2 separate regions of the Mus musculus genome follow, and region 2 is linked to region 1. The links are chromatin contacts, found by Hi-C or POLR2A ChIA-PET in ENCODE. All regions are on one chromosome and are shown on one strand. Each heading gives the region's core, a stretch centred on a gene start or an enhancer-like site at or near the end of the contact. The rest is flanking DNA. Distances are from core to core; before and after follow the strand shown. Region 1 overlaps LOC108168726. Region 2 holds the start of Fam107b (family with sequence similarity 107, member B).

Evidence for each region. A loop is a pair of places that touch in the nucleus more often than their neighbours do. ChIA-PET counts read pairs that join two places held with the same protein, here RNA polymerase II (POLR2A).
Region 2: a loop to region 1 is called in a map of T-helper 2 cell, with 2.8 times the contacts of the local background. The contact joins the promoter of Fam107b here to the enhancer-like site in region 1. A Hi-C loop is called at or near these places in 6 of 37 maps with a recorded cell type or tissue (T-helper 1 cell, T-helper 17 cell, T-helper 2 cell and 2 more). POLR2A ChIA-PET finds 5 or more read pairs at or near these places in 3 of 5 experiments (Patski and embryonic stem cell).

What each region holds. Positions count from the first base shown.
Region 1 is chr2:3,656,603-3,659,246 of GRCm38, reverse strand. The region is part of intron 2 of LOC108168726; the gene reads right to left. Among named protein-coding and RNA genes, the nearest start is that of Fam107b, 56 kb to the left of the region's middle. Within about 2 kb of position 1,351, at least 1 of the 3 ENCODE cell types and tissues checked has a DNase peak (open chromatin) inside an H3K27ac peak, as active enhancers do.
Region 2 is chr2:3,712,132-3,714,775 of GRCm38, reverse strand. It overlaps Fam107b (family with sequence similarity 107, member B), which reads right to left and starts at 1,318. Exons shown (of 4, transcript NM_025626.4): 1 at 1,140-1,318.

The DNA.
Region 1 (2,644 bases), core at 102-2,601:
CTTGTAACAAATGAAGGTGGCATAGAGAAGCCCAGGGAGAACACAGTGCTGGTGTGCAGTGACGTCACAATCCATGCAAACCTAAGAGTCTTATGGATGAAGGAGTGGGGAGCAGGCAGATTTCCCTAGAAACTCACCACTAATCCCAGTAAAACCTCTTGTAAAAGGTTCGCCTAACCCTCCCTCCTAGTCCTGGGGATTAAAGCGGGAGCCTTGCACACCCAAGAGCACTAGCTAAGCAGCTGGGCTGCTACTAAGCTATAACCTCCTCCCCCCCTTTAACTCTATTTAAAACTCGGCTCTCCAGCCTCACTAAGTTGCCCAGCTGCCCTTGAACTCACCCTGTAGCCTATGTAGCTTTTGACTATGAGTTCCTATTTCCTCAGCCTCCCAAATAGCTGGAGTCACCTCTGCCACTTTACCTGTCTTTCCCCTCACCTTGGTGTGTGAGTAATTATCTACTCTCTGGCCAGAGCCTGGGGAGACTCTGGGTGGGCGACACATGAATCATTTGTGCCATCAAAGGGCATGTGTGTTTCAGATAGCTTATTTTAGTGGAGGGCTCACTTTAGACTGTTCTACAAGGAACGCAGAAAAGCTCCGCTGGGGAGGCGGCTCCATGGGCATGAGGAGAGACTCAGTAGGTAAAGTGTTGGCTACACATATGTAAAGGACAAGAGGTCAGGCCCAGAGCATACATGTAAACAGAAAGCCTAGCCTGGTGGCCTACTTATGTACTAGGGAGGCAGAGACAAGGGAACCATGGAGCCAGCTGTCTAGCTAGACCAGGCAAGCTCTGGTGGCTTCAATCAAAAGCCCCTGCCTCACTGTGTAAGTAGGAGAGTCACTGAGGAAGGCACTCCCTGCCATCCTCCAGACTCCACATATACCACACACGCATGTAAATATACATGCACACACACACACACAGAGGGAGGAGAGGGGGAGGGGAGGCGGAGGCGGAGGCAGAGGCAGAGGGGGAGGTAGGAGGGGGAAATGGGAGGGGAATAGAGGGAGGGAAGAGGAGGCAAAAAGAGAACCTGACATTTTATTTGTGTGAACAAACATGCCTTGCTATCTTTACCCAGGCAGAAGGCCTGACTCTAACCGCTGCCCAGATGGCCCTCCCCCAGGGCTAGCTTCATGTATGGAAAAACCAGGTTCTGCTCGCCAAGCCTTGGTCTCACTTCCTCCCAGGCTACAAACACCACAGAGCTTTGTCTCCTTGTGCTCACTGTGACCATTTTCGGTTGGAGAATTTTAACCGTTTGAGGTTTGTTACTTCACACTTAAGTAACCTACAAACCACAGGAAGTGAAAACTTGCCTAAACTGTGTCACCCTGCCAATTCTGAAAATTTGCTGGATCCCAATCAGCCCCAGGGGACCCTTGGCAAAAAGAGGGTGTACTCGCTAAACTCCACAGTTGCTTGGTAGCTCTAAGTTACACGGCTGACCCTGGGAATCTTTGCAACACTGACCAGAAGTAGTTGAGATCTGGATACAAGTTTAATTCGATAAGTAAAATTCCCTCTCTGCCTCTGTCTCTGTCTCTCTCCTATTTCTCACCCCCACCCCCACCCCCAGACCTCTACCCCACTATGCCCCCGGGTACTGGGAAAGAGGGGTGACGAATGACTCACTGGTTTAGAACACTTATTACTCATGGCCCTGGGATCAGTTCCCAGCCCCCACACGACTACTCACAAACACCTGTAACCCCATTTCAAAAGGATCTAACACCTTCTGACCTCTTCAGGGTCTAACACACAGGGAGTGCACGTATATGCATGCAGGCACACACATATGCACATAAAACAAATACATACATAAACCCAAAGAGTTGCTTTCTAAAATAAAATGTAAGATGAGCATAGAGGACTCAGAGGAAGGAACACGTTCCATGGACAGGCTAATAGGAAAGGAACCTACCCTGGGGAAAGTGTTCATTCTATGGGTGAACTTGACCAGGCCCAAGGCGCACAGGCTAATTTTAGGTATTTATGTCAGGATGTTTCCAGAAGGTGAGTATTAGGAAGGAGGGCTCTCAGTAAAGCCGTCTACCTGTGAAGTGGGAAAAATCATCTATGCTATAGAGAGTCGGAATGAAGCCAGAGGAGAAGCTTGTTTGCTCGGGTTGGGTGTTGAGATTTGAATATGGCTTACACGGGTACTTGTCTTAAACACTTGGTCCCCAGCTGGCGGTGATATTTGGGGAAGTTATGAAAACTTTAGACGGTAGGGATGGGTTGGAGGAAGTGAGGCACAGTCTGTAGAAAGGATTACATCTTAGTCAATGCTTCTCTCCTCCTTCTGCTCTTCCTCCTTCTCCTTCTTTGCTCCTATTCCTCCCCCTCTTCTCTCCTATTCATCCTCCTCCCCCTTCCTCCCTCCTTCCTCCTTTTCCTCCTTTTCCTCCTCTTCCTCCTTCTCTTCTTCTTCACCCTGACAGAAGGTCCTCTGCCACATAATTCTACCAGGATGAGGTTCTGCTCGAGTGTGTGGGGCCAATCAGTCACAAACCAGACCCTCTGAAACCCAGCCAGAGGCAACAGTTCTTCCATGAACATTTTTAGATGAGGTGTTTCGACATCGAGGCGAGAAGAACTGAGGCAGTGTGAAAACTCTTCCATTGACCTTGGGTT
Region 2 (2,644 bases), core at 69-2,568, 56 kb before region 1:
AACTTCCCTGCCACCTATAAAGCAAATACACCTTCATCCTCAGGGTATGTGTGGGTGGTGGCCACATGAGTGACCTATCTTCTGGTTTTTAATTTATCACAAATATATATGATTATTAATTCAAAGTTGTAAAGCCTGAAACTCCAAACACTAAGGAACCGTCCCTAGACAGGCATCTCTGACAGGATTTAGAGCAACTTTAACATGTCCAAATGCTAGTGAGGTAGCATGCCTAGAGAAAGTGTACCTGTTAGCAGGGAGGCTCAAATTCAGAAAGTCAAGCCAAACAGGGCTCCTTCTGTTCCCCTGTTGGCGCCTCCAGTATCACCCCCCATTCTGACTAAGTAACCTCACTTAGCAGTCCTGGACAAAAATCTGAGAAGGGATTGGGATGGCTGGTGTGTGCACTTCATCCTCTCAACAGGAACTCTCTACATTTCAAAGAGAGCTGGGGACGCTTCACTTCCAGCACACATGTCAAAACTTGGCTCTTATACACCAGATTACCTCCCAGTCATCCAGAAATGTTTCAGGAGGCAATCACTGAGTCCCCCAAAAATGTGGGGACTTCTGCGCTGACATCACCCAAACCCCCTGGCTTGACCGGACTCCAAGAGGCACAGCAGAGTCCAACATAGAAAAGTTACTTGCAGACAGGAAACAGTGTCACTACCACCTTTCAAAGCAGCACGACCCCGCCTTTGTCTGCCGGGTAGGAGCCGGCTTCGGGACGCTGACCCTGTCCTGCTGCCGGGACAGGCAAGGCGGGCATCTGGCCCGGGGCGCGCAGCCACTGCAGCCTGGGTCTTAAGGTCTGGGTCTGCAGGGCCGAGGATGCAACAATGAACCAACCAAGCAGCAGCCTGGATTCCCCCCTCTCCAGGGGGCCCCTCCGCCCCGGCGCCCCTCGATCCGGGCCGCCGCCCGGGCCCTGCACCCTAGACCTCCCCAAGCAGCGCAGGGCCACCAGGCTCCCCGCTGCTCGCCTACGCCCGAGGGACCGCATACCCCAGCCCGCCCTGCAGGCCAACGACAGGGTCCCCCAGGCCGGGGTCAGACACCCGTCGCTTTCTCCCGGCGGGCGGCCGCCTTGCAAGCCCCTCGTCTTTGTGTGAGAAGTAAGTGTGGGGCCAGCCTACCTCGCACAAAGGCGCGCTGCTCCCTGGCGCGCTCCGCTGCTGGCGTTGGTACCCGGCACCTTAGCCACCGAGGTGGCGAGAGGGCGGTTCCGACGGCGGTTGCAACGCCGGAGTAAGAAGCCCGTCCGGCTCGGGGCGGCTCTCGCACCCGGCGGCCTCGCGCGTCAGAATTAAGTGGCGGGGCGGGCCGGGGACGGGGCGGGGCCGCTGAGTCATCACTAAGTCACGCCCAACTCCTAGGCCACGCCCCCGAACGGCCGACCACGCCCCCCGAGCTTTCAGCCTTGCTTTGCCCTAGTGGACTCAGATGAGAGCTCTGGATCCTTGGTCATGTGGCAGGGGCCTCTGTTGTGCGGGTTTACTTTCCTTTGCTTGGGTGCCCAGGAAAGGACCAGGAAGGTGGAAGGAAAAGTTGTCACCTGTCTAATGGAAGGTGTCAGCTGCAAGTTCACGGGGCCCACAATTTAAAATTCATTATGCATCTGCTTTTGAGTTTATTTCTCATCTTTCTGTCTCTCCTTTGTATATGTGTTTCTCTCTGTCTGTCCCTCTCATGCTCTGTCTCTCTGTTTGTCCTTCTCTTGCTCTCTCTGTTTCTCTTTCTGTTTGTCCTTTCTGTCTCTCTGTGTCTTATGTCTTTATGTATCTGTAGCTCTCTTACTGTGTGTCTATGTCTCTATGTTACTGTGTATCTCTTATTGTATCTCTGTGTTCTCTCTCCTTTTTGTTCTCCCCCACCCCTTTCTCTTCGGTCTGTTGAAACCCTGCCAAATATTTTTTTTGGAAGAAAATCAAAAAAGGAGTTTGTTATAATTACATAAAGTCACAGTCAACTGAAGGCTCAGAACCCACTGACCTGGGCTTTCCTCTCCACCCTCACCAAAGGGCAGATGGAGAATTTAGATCAAGGAAGGACTGATCTGATCTTTAAAAAAAAAAAATCTAATTTCATTCTCTAGCTCTCCTGAATTGTTTCCCTGCCCTACCCAAAATTCCAAGGGTGCCATTTACATGAATCACGAGTTCAGCCATTTACATGAATCACGAGTTCAAAAGCAGGCCCTGTCTCAGGGTGAGAACAAGGCCAGCAGGTTGATGGATTCCATACCAAAGCCTTTTCATTTTCTTGGCAACAGATGACTAAGGATTTATTTATTAGGAAACTTTTCTGACTCAAAGAGCTTAGGTCATATTTGCACAGGGGGAAAAATGCTGTCAGTGGATTTCAATGAGCAAATTACCTATTCCAAATGTTTCAGTCTTACAGAGTCCTCTTAGCCAGCTCCTGGGCATCCTCCCAATCCAGGAGCAATAGACACACTCACCCCAGGATTCACATTACTTCACATTAGTCTAAAATACAGCACGTAATAGTGATAACTTTGCAATATTCCTTTGCCGCTTTCTCATAGAGGTAAGCCAACAATAATTTCCTCAGAGCCTTCCCAGTCCCAGGGGCTCTCTGCTGTGCTTCACTCGCAGTCTTCTGCCATTCACCCCCATGC